2 separate regions of the Homo sapiens genome follow, and region 2 is linked to region 1. Evidence: chromatin loops called from intact Hi-C (ENCODE). Cell type or tissue: left ventricle myocardium inferior. All regions are shown on one strand. Each heading gives the region's core, and the rest is flanking DNA. Links, peaks and the distances in the headings are about the cores only. Region 1 overlaps OTOGL (otogelin like). Region 2 has its middle 44 kb from the start of OTOGL.

Region 1 (8,502 bases), core at 233-8,232:
CCCTCAGCATTTGCTTGTCTGTAAAGGATTTTATTTCTTCTTCTCTTATGAAGCTTAGTTTGGCTGGATATGAAATTCTGGGTTGAAAATTCTTTTCTTTAAGAACGTTGCATATTAGCCCCTACACTTTTCTGGCTTGTAGGGTTTCTGCCAAGAGATCTGCATTAGTCTGATGGGCTTCCCTTTGTGGGTAACCTGACCTTTCTCTCTGGCTGCCCTTAACGTTTTTTTCCACCATTTCAACCTTGGTGAATCTGACAATTATGTGTCCTGGGGTTGCTCTTCTCGAGGAGTGTCTTTGTGGTGTTCTCTGTATTTCCTGAATTTGAGTGTTGGCTGGTATTGCTAGGTTGGGGAAGTTCTCCTGGATAATATCCTGAAGTGTGTTTTTTCAACTTGGTTCCATTCTCCCCATCACTTTCATGTATACCAATCAAATGTAGGTTTGGTCTTTTCACGTAGTCCCATATTTGTTGGAGGCTTTGTTTGTTCCTTTTCATTTTTTTTTCTCTAATCTTGTCTTTACACTTTATTTCATTAAGTTGATCTTCAATCTCTTATATCCTTTCTTCTGCTTGATCAATTCAGCTATTGATACTTGTGTATACTTCATGAAGTTCTTGTGCTGTGTTTTTCAGCTCCATCAGGTCATTTATGTTCTTCTCTAAAGTTAGTAATTCCTCTAACCTTTTATCAAGGTTCTTAGCTTCCTTGCATTGGGTTAGAACATGCAAGCTCAGAGAAGTTTATGACCCACCTTCTGAAGGCTACTTCTGTCAATTCGTCAAACTCATTCTCTGTCCAGTTTTGTTCCCTTGATGGTGAGGAGTTGTTATCCTTTGGAGAAGAGGCATTCTGGTTTTTGTAATTTTCAGCCTTTTTGCCCTGGTTTTTCCTCATCTTCGTGGTTTTATCTACCTTTGGTCTTTGCTCTTGGTGAACTTTGGATGGAGTTTTTGTGTGGTCTTCCTTTTTGTTGATGTTGATGCTATTGCTTTCTCTTTGTAATTTTTCCTTCTAACAGTCAGGTCCCTCTTCTGCAGGTCTGCTGGAGTTTGCTGGAGGTCCACACCAGACCCTGTTTGCCTGGGTATCACCCGCTGAGGCTGCATAACAGCAAAGATTGCTCTCTCCTCTTTCCTCTGCTTCCTCTGGAGCAGAGGAAGTGTCTGGGAAGTGTCTCCCCATCAGTAGGCATGGGGGTCAGGGACCCACTTAAGGAGGCAGTCTGTCCCTTAGCAGAGCTCAAGCACTGTGCTGGGAAATCCATTGCTCTCTCCAGAGCCAGCAGTCAAGAACATTTAAGTCTGCTGAAGCTGTTCCTACAGCCGTTGCTTCCCCCCAGGTGCTCTGTCCCAGGGAGATGGGAGTTTTATGTATAAACCCCTGACTGGGGCTGCTGCCTTTCTTTTTCAGAGATGCCCTTCCCAGAGAAAAGGAATCTAGAGAGGCAATCTATCTACCGGGCCTTTGCTGAGCAGTGGTGGGCTCTGCCCAGTTTGAACTTCCTGGTGGCTTTGTTTACACTGTGAGGGGAAAACTGCCTACTCAAGCCTCAGTAATGGTGGACACCCCTCCCCCCACCAAGCTTCAGTGTCCCAAGTTGACTTCAGACTGCTGTGCTGGCAGCGAGAATTTCAAGCCAGTGGATCTTAGCTTCCTGGGCTCTGTGGGACTGGGATTTGACGAGAAGACCACTTGGTTCCCTGGCTTCTGCCCCCTTTCCAGGGGAGTGAATGGTTCTGTCTTGCTGGCATTACAGGTGCCACTGGGATGTGCAAAGAAACTCCTGCAGCTAGCTCGGTATCTGCCCAAATGGCCGCCCAGTTTTGTGCTTGAAACCCAAGGCCTTGGTGGTGTAGGCACCTGAGGGAATCTCCTGGTCTGTGGGTTACGAAGACTGTGGGAGAGGTGTAGTATCTGGGCCGGATAGCACCATCCCTCATGGCACAGTCCCTCACAGTTTCCCTTGGATAGGGGAGAGAGTTCCCCGACCCCTTGTACTTCCCAGGTGAGGTCGTGCCCCATCCTGCTTCTGCTTGCCCTCTGTGGGCTGCATCCACTGTCTAACAAGTCCCAGTGAGATGAACTGGGTACCTCAGTTGGAAATGCAGAAATCACCTGCCTTCTACATTGGTATCCCTGGGAACTGCATATAGGAGCTGTTCCTATTTAGCCATCTTGCCCCAGTCATCCACTGCATTAATCTTAATGACCAATGATGCTTATACAATTTACAACCAACCTTTGTTGAGGCTTTAATCACTCTCTTAGTCTAGGTCCCCCAGAAAACAAAAAGTGAGGCAAAAGCTTAGATGAAATTTTTTATTAGGGAATGCAATCCCAGGAAAGCTGGTGTGGGTAAAAGGAGAATGAGACGAGGAAGAAAGGAAAGCCAAATGAGGATATATTCTGAGTGAATCTTTTACCACCTGGTATCAAATGCAACTGATTACTCACTCTTAATCCTCTCCTTCCAAGAGAACATATTAAACTACCACATCTCTGGATGGCCCATCTTGGGAAAAAGAATTTATCAATGAACTCTCATCTGTCATTGCTCAAATAATTCCATAAAGTGTGTCAGCTTCCCTGAACTTTGGTTTTGTTTTCCTTGTGCTTCTGTACACTGTGAGCAAGTGAGGTGGGGCTCTATGCTCCAGTGGCAACAGGAAAGCCATAGGACAGGAGATGCAAGGTGATCCATTGGCATGAAGTCTGTGCTGTTGGGAAAGCCTACTGGAGCCCATATGGAGTTGGTCATCAAAGTGAAGATTCAACTGTCTCAATTGGATAATGGCTCAAGAGACAAATGGGGCCTGGAGTATCAGGGGTGTCATGTAAGTTATATCTGACATAATCACTTTTACCTTTGAATCTTAGTTACCATGTTAACTACCATCTATAAAATAGAGGCGATAAGCTATCTCTGGGTGACTTAAAAAAATATATATATATAAAATGGAACTCATCGTGTTCTTTAAAACAAGACTTTTTTTATTAATGTCATTAATTATTTTTCCATTAATGGCAGTAATTATTCAATTCATTTAAGTTAGAGACCTTGTAGTAAACTTTGACTCCTATTTCTTACTCTGCAATCACAGTCAGAAGCCTAGACATGTAGAACCTAGCTCCACAATGCCCCTTGAATCTTCTAACTCATTTCTTTCCCATTACCATCACGTTAACTCAGGCTTTGAGTACATTTTGCCTGAAATAGCCACCTGATGTTTTCCGTACCTCCTGCCTCTCCTTTCTCTTGCCAGAATAATCTCCTTAAAGCATCTGATCCTATTTTTTCTTCTTCAAAACATCATTCACTTCCAAGAGTCCATTAAATTAAATCCAACCTTCATTATGTACGACCTAGAAGAATCCTCAAATCAATTAAACCTGCCTTTTCTACCTAGTTCTGTTTTGTTAGCATCCGTATACCTAATTGCAGCCAAACTGGATTTCACAGGTTTCCTTGGATACAAGCTTTGCTTTCTTAACTTTATTTCTTGTTCATATTTTCCTGCAATCTTAAAATGCCCTTCCTGCTACTGCTTTTTTCTTCTTCAAAAGCACATCTTAAAATGCCCTTCCTGCACATGCTTCCTTATCAAAAACACATATTCTCCTTTCTTCAAAGCACATCTTTAAAACTATCTCCTTCAGGAAGCCTGGACTGTCCCATCACGCCTGTTGTCTCATCACTGCCAGTGATGAGTCTCTTGCCTGGGTGTCTTCACTTCTAATGTAGACTATTTTTTACCTTCCCTTAAAGAGGTGGGGGATCATGCAGCTTCTCTATTCTCAGAACTATAGGAACACCCCAAGTCACTGTCTAATTTAGGAGATTGGCCCAAGGCAGGGAAGAGGTGAGTTTGGCAGCCTCTGATGAGGGAAATTGGAGGAAATTATGCTGCCAAGATAACCATGTTTTGTGCTCCTAGATTGAGCTCTTTGATCATACAAATCTATGGAAAGGTCTTTCTCTGCTGCCATCGGCTGTGAAGCGTGCCTGAGATAGATGCTGGCTGATTTTGCAATGATGGGTAAACTACATTATTTGCTGATTTGGATGATCTCACAGCGCTAGGAGGGGGATAGAAGGAGTGTAACGTTTTCTTCCCAACCCCGATGGCTTAGGAAGGTGAAGTGGACCCTGACTCTCATGTGCCCAAAGTGTTTACTTGTAAATGAGCTCTAAATTCAATATACTTACAAAATGTAGTAAACAAGAGCTCAATCAGTAAATCTCTACCAGTCATTTGACATAATTATCCTCTAGAGTAATGTGAAATATGGTTTAATTGACACCATTTCAAACAGCATTTGCTTTATTTGGGTGGAGTTTTTTTCCTACTAATAACAGAGTTGGAGAAAAATGACTCTTATTGCATGTAAGCTAACATTTTGTACCAGTGAGAACATATTTTGGTAGGAAAAAGATGAAAGCTAAAAATAGTATACTGGAAAAGTCATTTTATCAAGCATATTCTGACTGAGAGAGGTCCTAAAACTCTTGTCTTAAGAAATGTTTAATCTTAGATCTGTTTTTTTTTTTTTTTGGTCATAAGAAGGAGAAGAATTGCTCTTTGATATTGATATTGGATATTAAGCAAGGTTTCTGGTTTCAAAGGAAATAGGATTTTATTTATCGAGAAGAGGCCTGCTCATAGAGAGGAAGCTGGCTAATTTTGGCCTATTTCCCTGGAATCACAATTTCCTATCTGATGGGAATTTGAGGAGCATGATTGTTTATATTCTAGAAAAGACAGTGGGAAGAAGAGAGGAAACAGCATCAAGGGGCTGACCTTTTGACCCAGCTGACAGCTACTGAATCCAAGATTTTAGAATTAGAATTGCAGGGCATTGGGAGTGCATCTTCCTAAGGCCAGTGAAATACGATTCTGAGTTCTATGAAGAATGCAAGACTCTCTCTTGACTATCTCTTGAGCCTGTTCTCTTTATCATTTCTCTTACTTCTTACTCTGTAAGCAGTCAGAAGCAGTCAATAGTTCACAGTCAGAAGGGTAAATGGCACAGCTTGTTAGCTGGTCTCCTTGCCCCTAAATTCAGCCTGGCTTCAGTTCACCCTGCAGTCTGCTGCTAGTGTTATAATTGCAATGGCAGAGATTGTCTATAATAGAGATTGTATATAATATAATCACAATGTCGGCCGTTGTGATTACAACACTAGCAGCAGACCGCAGGGTGCAATAATGTGAACCCTCTGCTTATAAACCTTTGTTGTCTTGCTGTTGTTTATAGGAAAGTGCCTAATGCCCTTAACTTGACCTTTCCCATCAGAGTTAGTGGCCCCTTCCCCCATGTACTCTGTTACTGTATTATGCTGATTTGTTGACATGGCATTCTCACACTTACCCAGTGAGTTTCATAAAGGCAGATACTATGTCTTAGTTATCTGTGTGCTTTCATCCTTTAATACAATTTTTTTGTACATGGTAGGTATTCATTAAATTCTTCAATTTTAAAATACTACATGGTAAACCAGATTATGTTCACTCTACTCATATGATGTAATTCAATTCAGGGACTACTGAATACCTTTTATGTTTCAAAAACTTTCTTAGATTCATGATTTTATGGAATTAATAATTTTTTCATCAGTTGTCTTTAGAGACTGAGGTTGATTTGTGTTTGTTTTCCTTTTAAAATAGTTTCTCTTCTCTTAGAAAGCAATAGTTCAATTCTTTTGATCTTATTAAATGAAGCTCTTTAGACTTTTTACCATTTTTTTTTTCTGGAGTAGCAGAGTTTGAATATGCTGGTTATCTTTGAGCTTGTGTCTTTAGCTTGATTATTTCACCACAACATTTGGCCAATCATAGGATGGGGTAGCTGGGGTGATAGATTTCTAATTTTCTTCTTCTTAACATCTTTTTTCAGATAATGCAAAAAGATGTGTGCCAAGTTATATCAAAGCAACTGCAAGATTTACTGACATAATGACAACAAATATCATTTAATTAGAGTTTCTAAGTATGCCAGGCACTATGCTGAATCCTAGCTGGGTTATTTTATTTAATATTCATCACATTCACCTTGTGAATGACAGCATAAAGGATTAAAAAAAAGTTACATACCTGTTGTTATATAATTAGCAAGCAGCAACACATAAAAGATTTAAACTCAACTCTGATTCTTGAGCCCAGATTTTTCCACTACTTCCAGTATTTCCTATACTTGAATAATGTGCAAACTTCTTGAAAAAAAATCCTAAGGATTCTCTCTCATTGGAGGATCTCTCCAAAAATCCAAGTATGAGAAATACTGATTTAAGAAATTAAAGTTTTAACCTATGGAAATGCCTTTCAATATGAATATTGCTACACAAGAGAAGTTTTAGATTTTTAATGCGGTAAGCTGACTTGTTAAAAGATTCCCTCGATATAAAAACACAAACTATACAAATCTCACCTCTTCATGAATTTGTCTGCAGAGTTGGGTTTATAGGCAGTGACAGAACCCAGGGACTATCTCTACCCCTGTAGTAGACACTATGGAGCATAGTCCAGATCCTGCTTTCAGAACAAAGACCCTTATTCCCCTGAGAACCAGAAGTGTCCAGTGCTGAGAGTTCACAACTGATTCCTTCCCCAAGAAATTCTTTTGGCTGAGCAAGTTTATAACCCATTCTTGGAGGCAGCATATTTCCTATGACTAGTTATTTAGGGTAGGGTGTGTGGAGGGACAAAGGCCGAGCTCCTTGCTTCAATTCAGCTCAGGTCTGAGGGGATATTCAAGCTTCAGAGAACTGTGTGAGAAGGGCTGAGGCCTCTGTTACAACTGCCTTGGAGGTCAACCTCTCCCTCTGCCCTGTCCTGCTTTCCTCACTCCTTTACAAGCATTATTGCTGAGAATACTTCATAATAAACCACCTGTTTGTGAATATCTGGCTCAGGAACAAGGAGACTCATGACAATCTCTAAAGCCACCTCAAGGAAACACTAAATAAAAACAGAACGATTTCTATGTGTATGCAGCTTAAGACAAGACTACAAAGGCTACCTTTCAAGCAGACCGTTGCCTCCTCAGCTCCTCCTTCAGATATTTTGGAGAAAAAACACAAGAACTTTTGACTCTAACACACTGCAAGTATAGACATTAAGTATCTGCAACAACTTCCTCATCCTTAGACACCATTATATAGAAGTCTCTAATCCCTCCCTAGAGCAGAGAGTCTATATAACACAAACTGGATTCATACAGTTTAGACAAAATCAACCACCCCACGAAACAAAACAAAATAAAAAACCAAACCATAATAGCAGTTTTGATTATCTTGTTTGGTTTTCTAATTGGCCAAGTAAATAGAAAAATTGACACTAAAACACTTCTCTTCGTATCATGTAGATTGTCTAAAATTAAAATGTAATATTTAGGCTAACACAGCTTAACTGACATTATGAGGATGGTAGAATCATTTAAACCCATAGTGGGAGGTTCTTCGTGGGTTTATGTGGGACTACTGGCCAATCCTTTTATCCTTTAGTAATCTTAAGCAGGAACAATTTGTATTGAGTTCCAGTAATTGGAGGTGTGCCTGAGTTGCTGAGGAGTAAGAATGCAAGAAATGCACAGAGAAATGCACAGTGACACACACTTATAATTTGTACTTTATTTCAGAACATGATGTTGTAAACACGAGAAAGAGATGAGTGCAAAATCATCATATGGCCAATATAAATAATTCAAGCACCAAATCCATCTGAGGCTCAAACTGTCTCATTTGAATCATTTTTGATTAAGAAAAATACCACAAAAAATGAACAATTGCCAAATCCATCCTTTTCAAAACTTTGAGTTGTTTAACTAACTAAAAAGAAAAAAAAGTACTTGAGATCACAGTTAGAATTAATATACATATATACCTCTACCTTCTGAACTTAGTTCTAGGATAAAATTCCAATGTATAAGCAAAAAAAGAAATAAATACACTGTCACATCAAGATCAAAATAATTTTAAGTGTCCCTGTGTTTCCTTTATGCAACCATTATGACATACTGGAATAATCAATGAAAGACAAAAATAATTGTTCTTTTTCATTTAACTGTGCTATGGCAAAAAGAAAATGAGACTAGCAGTCAGGGAAGAAGTTAGGAATAAGATGCAATACAAGATACTTTGTATCATTAATTATTAGTATTATTATAGAAATGAAGAGGAAAACTCTTATCTGGTTAAGTTGTGGCAGCTGAGAAAAAATCCAGATGTAAATTCAGAAGATAATTTCTTTTCATAGTCTTTACTGACTATGTTTATAGAAGTAAATGTCAAGGTAAGCTTGGCAAGAAGCAAAAGAAATGAGGCACATTTCTCTAGTGTCATTCCCCAGATGCTGTCTTTTACCTTTCTGAGTATGCACGAGTCTGACACTGGGTTTCTGCTTCTTTATGGAAACAGTATGCAAACACTCAAATAACAGCAGGATAGTCATTTTTCATATATGCTTTGTTTTCATTTCTATGACTTGGAAAGACCAAGTT
Region 2 (8,502 bases), core at 286-8,285, 62 kb before region 1:
TTTCAAGGGGATTATTTGTTTTTGTTTCTATTTTTTGCTTTTGGGTTGAGTTCCTTGTTTAATCTAGATACTAGCATCTTGTGAGATGAGTAGTTTGGGAATATTTTCTGTCATTCAATAGGTGGCCTCGTTACTCTGTTAATTGTTCACTTTTGCCCTGCAGGAGCTTTTTAGTTTAATACAGTCCCATTTGCCTGTTATTGGTTTTGTTGCCTGTGCTTTTGAGGTTATTACCCATAAAATCTTTGCCTAGATTAAAGTCCTGGAGTGTTTACCCTATGTCTTCTTCTAGTAGTTTTATAGTTTTTATAGTTCTCTTTAAAAAAATCTGGGATAATTTCTGACTCCCCTCTTTCTTTCACACTATCCTTCTGATCCAACAACAATCCTCTTGTCTCTGTCTTCAACATAACTTCAGACCATAACAACGTTTCCCCACCTCCACTGCTTCCCTCCTGGTCCAAGCCCTCATCATCTCTGGTCTGGATTGCTTAAATAGGCTTTTAATTTGTCTCCTTGCCTCTTTCCGTGCTCCTTGTCCTTCACTCCAGTCCTTTCTCACCAAGGCTGTCCTAGTTATCTTTTTAATACATTAGTTATATTATGTTTCTCTTCACCTCTAACCCCCACAGTGGTCTCTCATCTCACTGGGAATAAAAAGTCACAAACATGGAAATGGCTTTGAAGGTTCTATGTGATCTGGCCTTCTGCTCCAATTCTAACTTTTGCTCCTACCACTCTTCTTACTCACTCCTCTCATCACACTCATCTCCTTGCTATTCCTTGAGCCTACCCTGCATGTCTCTACCTTAAAGCCTTTGAACTTCCTGTGCCATCTGCCTGGGACACTTGTCTCCCATGTCATTATAACTGGCTCCCTTAAATATCACATTCTCACTAGGTCTTCTCTAGCTCTCTTTATAAAACAGCATCCTTCCTTCCCTCTTTGATGTTTTTCTTCCCCTTTACCTTAGCTTATTTTCTCTTCCTAGCAGTTCCACCCTCAGACATTATGTATTCACTTGTTTATTTGTGATCTGTTTCCCACACTGGCCCCTCTCCCTCAACTAAAGTGTAAACTCAATAGGATAGGGACTTCGTTTTGTGCACTCATTTTTCTCCAGCACCCAGAACACTGCCCAGCATTTAGTAGCTGCTCAAGAAATAGTTGTTGAATACATGATTGAGTAGATGAATGAAAAGTTATGATTAAGGTATTATCCTACAAGTTGGGTAAGCGATATCTAGAAAATCTGTAGAGTTGTTCTAGGGCTCCTGATCTATATTTGGAAATCGTGGTCCTTGTTTCAAGGCAGTGTCTTTTTTCTCCCACTTTCTCAGGTCCAATGAGTCCCAGTAAGCCACAGTTCCTAACAGCAAGTGAACTGTTTTTTAAACTGCCTACGTGTTTTTGGAAGTCCCAACCCAGCTGCAGCTTCAGGCAGAGTGCCCAGTTCTGGCCAGTCATCTCTCTGAGCCTTGCTCACTGCGTTGGCTTTCTGTTCTTTTTCTGGTCCATGGAGATGTTTATCTTGATTTTGTACCCAGCTAATGTCATAATGCTTTTATCTTTTTATATATTTCCAATCATGGCTGAATGTTTAGAACAGAGGGGTGTGGTAATTTACGAACTCACTAAACCATCTTGATTAGAAGTCCCCACACATTTCCAAATAATGTTTGAAATGTGGCCAAATTTAAAATCCAGGAGACAGTACATAAAAATTCAGATTTACTGTTTATCTTGAAAATTTGTATATTTGGCAACACTAAGCCAGCATTTCTGTATGTGACAACTGACTGGAGGTGAGTACTTGCTAAGACGCTTCAATGGGTCATGCAGTCTACAAGCTGCCAAGTCCTCCCCACTGAACATTTTGTTAAATTTGACAGAAATGACTTCACTCCTTTGCTTTATCTGCCTAACCCTTGTAGGTATTTTAATTTGTGATCCCTATTTTGAGAACGGTCTGAGCAAAAGCATCAGGTAATTTATTAAGAGGTTAGAAAATGAAAACACCAAAACCGAAAACAAAGCCCTTATTTTGAATAATATATGGGGATGGAGGAGAGAGAGAGAGAGAAAGAGCATATTTTATACTTTTTCTCTCTTTAGTGCAAGTTTTTAATTCTAGCTCCGTAGTCACAAAGTTTCCAAACCTGCCAAACTGCAACTTTTCCCTTTTAGGTGAGACATACCATTAAGGACTTTTCCCCCCATGAAAATGGCATATAAAACTTTCTATCAGTGAGTGCCCTGGAATCCAGTGATGCCATTACACAACTGAGAATATAATGTGTCTACTCTTCTGTCAAGGTAAGATTTCTCTAATTTATCAAGAAAGAACTAACTCATTTGATACCGACAAGCTTTTCTTCTGAAATTGAACTGAGTAGTTAAGAGAATCAGATTTTTTTACTCATGCAAGAATCTGTGTAATCATCTCCTCTTACCCATCTATCACAGATACTCTTCCCAGAACAACCTGTGGTCAGTTTGAGGAATTCTTACACCTCTTGAAGTCTAAATGTCTGATTTATCTGAATAGTGACTTCCATTAAAAAACGTACAGGCTTCCCAGCTACTCCGGAGGCTGAGACCGGAGAATGGAGTGAACCCGGGAGGCGGAGCTTGCAGTGAGCCGAGATCGCGCCACTGCACTCCAGCCTGGGCGACAGAGCAAGACTCCGTCTCAAAAAAAAAAAAAAAAAAAAATGTACAGGCTTTGCAAGAGTACGCATGGAATGGGCATTTGCCTAGTTTGTGTGACTTGTGGAGCATCAGGAAAACCTATTGCTCTCTATGTTTGCCTTGCTAGTGGGTCATGGTGCGGAGAGCAACCATGTTTCTTATTTATTCAGGTTAATGCAATGAAACTATTATTGAATGGCAAGTAAATCCTCATATGTTTGTGCCATTTGTCACTTCATTATAGATTTTAGATTTGAAAGGGCCATTTATACAATGCTGCTTCCTGAATACTTCGCCAGAAAACTTATTACACTATGACTTACTACTTATATATACTTATTACTTAACTGTGTCTAGGTAAGGGGGCTTATTGGTGGTCCAGAAAGTTCCATTTTTGAAGGTGTGGTTATAGCCTGTTTTTCTATTCAATTGTTATTTCTCTCCCATAAAAAGTTAGGACTTTTTCTTCAAAACAAACATTTACTATTATTTAGTTACTACATTTCCAAGAAAAATTCATTATATGGGCCGAGATTGAAAGAATATCAAACATCAGGCATGATTAACGTTTAACAGTAAAATTAGATATTATTATCTTGGTTTAATATAACCTTACTTTTTCTCCTAAATTTGAGTTGGATCAATTCACCTTGAGTTACAAATATTGTTTTCATTTATTGTTTTGTTGTTGCTTGAATATTAACACCAATGATTTGTTTCACTCAGAATTTCGTCTCTTTTCAAAAGAGAAAATCTTTGGCTGCTTACTTGGGAAATGGAAGTCAAGTTACAATTTCTTGAGAAGGTTTGGTTCATAGTAAGTGACAGAAAAATGGATTTTTTGTGGGCCCATGTATATCACCTTACCCAGAGGTGAGATAATTCCTTCTGAGCCATCTAGATTTGAGTTTTTCTTAAGTCAGAGCAGGGTCTTTCTTTCTAGAAGTTCCAACAGTTTTCACTGCTCCTCCTTACTGTTCACATATGCCTAAAACTCAAAATGCTCATTTTGTTTTAATCACCTTACGGATTGGCCTACCCTCCCTGTTGGGCTCCTGAGATGTGTTGGAAGTTCATCTTAAAATCCTAATTTCAGTTGAATTATTCTTAAAAATGAGTCTACCCTTTTTTGAGTCCGTAGTAACAGGGTAAATTATTGCTATCACTATTACTGAACTACAATCTAGCTGACGAGGACCAGCAAGGCCTTACCTTTAGTTAGATTTGTTTAGGGAAGCAAGACAGAGGGTCACTCAGGTAACTTTGTTTGTGGATACAGTTCGTAAAGAAGTGACTGGAGGAGCAGCATCAGAGGGAGGCTTCCTCGTAGCTGTGGAAAGTGTCCTTCATGGAACCCCATTCATCGTTTGTTCTGAGTTCAGTTGCTACCACTCTAGTAATGTAATAGCAGTTTTGATTCTCTCTCTCTCAAATTAAAAACTACTTTTGATCATATTGAAGTTCTAATGCCTATCAGCATTACCTTGGAAACTGTTAAAAATGCAGAATCTCAGGCTCACCTGCAGACCTGAATCATATTCTGCATATTGACATGATCCCCAAATCTTGAAAAGTATTGCTTTCATATGCTGGCCTCTTTATTTTCCCCAAGTCCATCAGCTCTCATCTTTTTATCTCTGTTGATCTTTTCGTTATTATTATTTAGTTTAGATTCCACAGTCCATTATTTGCATAACACTCTCACCAATATTCTCAACTCCCTAGTCCTGTTGTCTTAAATTTTTTTTTATCTTTGTCTGACAAATGTCCAAACCTGGATGAATGCATCTGTATTCCTTCTCTATGCCTACACTCGAACAGCCTGGCACTGCCACAGATAGTCTCCCAACAGTGGAGCAGATACAGGCAGATTGGTGCCGACACATGGGGCCTGTTCAGCCTGCCAGTTCTTCCATGTGTCTCTGGTAAATTCTCTTCCTCTGTCTACAACAATTGTTTTAAACATTCTACATTCTATTCAAACCTCGAATATTCTTAACTCCTCCTCATTTGCAGCAGATGACTTCACCTCCTACTTCCCGAAGAAAATAGAAGGCATCAGATGGGAACTCCCTCAGCTTCCTGCTAGCAAATCCATACAGTTCCATCTGGACTCATGTTCTTCTCTTTTCCTCCTATTTTAGTCTAGGGAGTATCCTTCTCATTTAAGCCCAATCCCTCCACCTGTGCTTTGGAAACTGTCTGCTCATGCCTTCTCACTTCATTATCAACCTTACACTATCAGTTTCTTCTCCCTCCCTGCCCCCATTTCTATTTATTCGACATACCCTTCTCAACTGGATTATTTCCAATTACATTTAAATCTTCTCATGCCTCTTCCATCTTAAAAAACAACCTTCCTTGTCTCCCAATTTCTATGTTTCTATCTTTCAACTCCTTTCTATCTTTCCCATTTCTTTCAATCTAAATTTTCTAAAGATGTCTCATTGTTTGGTGAGTCCATTTTCTCACTTCAAACTCCCTCCTCAATCCTCTTTAATTTGGCAGTTGTTCCTGGCACTGCACCAAAACAACTTTGGCTAAGGTCACCAATGACCTCCATGATTTAAGTCCAATGGACATTTTCCAGTATTTTTTTTTCTAATCTCCCAGCACTCTTTGTTTTGTTGAGATGTGTTTATTTTGGCTCCAAAACACCATGCTATCCAGGTTTTCCTTCTTACTTTCTAGCATTTCCTTCTCTTTTACTTTGCAGATGGCTGGTCTGTAAGCTTCTTCCTCTTTCCATTTTATGCTCTGTTATAGGTTAGCTTCTCTAGGTAAAATATTGTTGACATAGAGTTTAGGGTGCAAGATGGTTGTTATGAATCAATACCTGCCAAAGGAAAGCATAGAGATGAGAAAGGAGTTGAAATTTGATGCAAGTCTAGCAAAACTTTGGCCATTGGGGGACATTCTGGATCATAGGTTCATCCCACATTTGACTGAAGTGGCCAGGCCTTCATATTCCTGCCATGTTCATTCATTAGATGTGGTGTCCCCGGAAAAGAAATGAGGTCCTGTGTGGAGTTTTCCCAGCTAAGGTATATCCTGAAAGAGCTAAGAGCTGGAAGCTGGAGGCTGTCTGCTGATTTCATTCTCCATCAATCTGGGCATCAAATCCTTTGGTGGAGGTAGAGCTGAGTGGTGCACCTCTGGATTTATTACATATTCTCTCTTCTAGATAGTATTTTTGATATCCATGGCTCAATTTTCATCAATTGACTAATGATTCCCAAATTTATACCTCCAGACCAGACCTGTGAGTTCCTGACCCTTACACTCAACTGCCTATTGAATATTTTTTCTTGGGTTTCTCAAAAAGATCTCAAGTTTATCATCTCTAAACCTCATCAATCAACAAATCTTGTCAAATTTATATCCTAAATATCTGTGAATCCATTCACTTCTCTCCTTCACTACTGCTACGATTCTAGCCCATACTACCATTTTCTCTAGCTGGACTCCTATAAGTCATTCTATTTGATTTTCCCATATCCACTCCTCCTTTCATCCATTTATTATATTGAAGCAAGCAATATTTTCAAATGCAACTTTAAGTATGTTAATTCCTCTCTATGCACCACTCCCATCACTTTAGGGACTTCCCATTGCTGTTTTAAATAGAAGCCAAAATTATGAAGCGAGCCTTCAAAGGGCTCCTATGGTTTGGCTTCTACCTATGTCTCCGGCCTACCTTTACTCTACTCTACTTTTTTCCTCAATTCGTACATCCAGTGACATTGATTTTTTTTCTTAGTTTTCCTAATGGACTCACAGAGAGTCTCACAGCGCTGTTTTCTCTACTAGAAATATTCTTCTTTCATTCTTCAGCTGATTAGCTATTACTTCTCCTCCAGTTCTCAGCTCAAGCCTCATTTTTTCAGATAAGCTTTCCTTAAGTCTCTCATGTAGGTGAGGCTCTTATAGCCTTCTGTTCTATTTCTTCATAGCACATAGGTTAGAATGTAAATGTATTCCCATTTATGTGATTATTTGACTAATGTTTGACTCCCCTACTAGTAATCTCCAAGAGTATAGGACACCACTGTCACTTTGCAATGTTTCCAGAACTTGGCACATTGCCTTACCCAGAGTAGGCCCTTAATACAGTACATGTTTGTTGAATGAATGAAAATCTCCTAGCCAAAGTAACGGATAAAGTTGTTAGCCACCAGCCAATATGCTTTTCTTGGTGCTAAACTTTTGTTCTAGGCTACTTAAGAGGCTCTTGGTTCAGCCTATTGGTTGCTTCTGGGGAAGAGATTGTTTAAAGTCTGGGTAGTCTGATTCCATGCACTAACCTCAGTCAATCTTGTTCTAGGAGCTACATCTGGTTGCTTTCTCAGAAGGTGCCTATTGCCATAATAGACCTTGGAGAACAAGAGGCTATTCTCCACTTCAGCCCTCTCGTTTATTTACATTAGAGATTAAATAACATTCAATTTGAATCTTTGGTAGATCTAAGAAAAATAAAACCTACTCACACTGTGCTTCTCTGATTATTATGTTTAATGCCATTATAAGCACAATCCTTAGTAAGCAAGCCCTATCAAATGTGCTGTTAACGCTAATTGAGTAGCGTTGTAGGAAAGTTACCTTAGGAATGTTCACTGCAGCTAACTGGTGTTGCACAAAATCTAAATACTTTGCTCATATAAGCTCATGAATACTAATGGCTTTGCTTGATTGGAAAATTCTCAAAGTGATTTGCCAACACACAGAAAGTTCACCAATACTAGCCAGGTCTGAGGCTGCAGCTGGGGGCAGCTGTTTAATGCAGCACAATTAAGCCTTTCAACATGCAAATGCAAAGGAACACCTTATTCAACTGGAGCTTCAGGGGAAATTTAGAAAGGCATATGCAATTATGCAAATTGGACAGTTTCCAAAGAAAGAGTTGGCCAACATCTTTAATTTAGCAAAGAGGGTCATTATCAATTTTTATATATAAATCTCCATCTGTCCTTGGAGAGATAATGAGTCCCCTAGGATACAAAGTGAAGAGATGTTTTTCATGGAGAATCGGTAATACAGAAACAATAATATTGATGCCAAGATACATATAGCATCTGCTATCAAATAGACAGCTATACCGCACATAATTAAGCAGTGCTAAGCAGTGGCCAAGGTCTAGAATTTTCATTATGCATGAATTTTTATTTTTGTGTTGTGAATAGCTCCCTGGCAAAAGTGGATAGAAGATAAACATCACTTGGCATGTTGTCTCCCAAAAAATGGCTTGGAAAAAAATCCAGTCAAACATCTACAAACAGCCAATGTTTAGAAAATAAATGTTAATAAGTATATAGTTATAATTTTTCTTATTGTCAAAGTGGAAACCTGAATTCAGCTTTCAGTGAAAAAATTATTGTAGTTTCTCTTATATTTTTGTTTCTTGGGAAGCAAAGGGAGCAACTAAAAAGAGTTTCTTTTTTATGTCAAGAATAAATCGATTCGTTCAATATATAATCATTTTATTGGGCACCCACAATGTGCAAGGCAATGTATTGGGTGTTAGGGCTACAACAGTGAGCAAAACTTAGACACAGTCCCTGCCTTGGCATTTATAATGCAGTGAGTATGACAGGCTATAATCAAGTAATCACACAAACAACTGTAAAGCCACAGCAGTGGCAAGGCATATCAAGGAGAAGTACTTAGTACAGTGCTATGAAGATAAAAAATTAATCTAATGGTTAGTTTGATGTGGTCAGACAGGTCAGGGAGAGCTTCTCTAGAAATTGGAATTTTGAGCAGCATGGGGAATAAAAAAACTTGCCTGGCAAAAATGAGAGCCTATGTGCTAT

The links. A loop is a pair of places that touch in the nucleus more often than their neighbours do. Peaks named below come from ENCODE experiments on the same cell type or tissue, not always from the same donor. Only the 100,000 strongest peaks of a DNase experiment are listed, where the experiment ranks them.
Region 2: it touches region 1 in a loop (8-fold over the local background); 6 of 110 quality-filtered maps call a loop at or near these places.

The regions. Positions count from the first base shown.
Region 1 is chr12:80,114,321-80,122,822 of GRCh38, forward strand. All of the region lies in intron 1 of OTOGL (otogelin like), which reads left to right. Among named protein-coding and RNA genes, the nearest start is that of OTOGL, 19 kb to the left of the region's middle. In left ventricle myocardium inferior, for the core only: no CTCF peak of the experiment used is centred there; no DNase peak of the experiment used is centred there; H3K27ac peaks cover 3,390 bases.
Region 2 is chr12:80,051,769-80,060,270 of GRCh38, forward strand. No RefSeq gene overlaps it. Among named protein-coding and RNA genes, the nearest start is that of OTOGL, 44 kb to the right of the region's middle. In left ventricle myocardium inferior, for the core only: no CTCF peak of the experiment used is centred there; a DNase peak (open chromatin) is centred at 1,443; H3K27ac peaks cover 2,522 bases.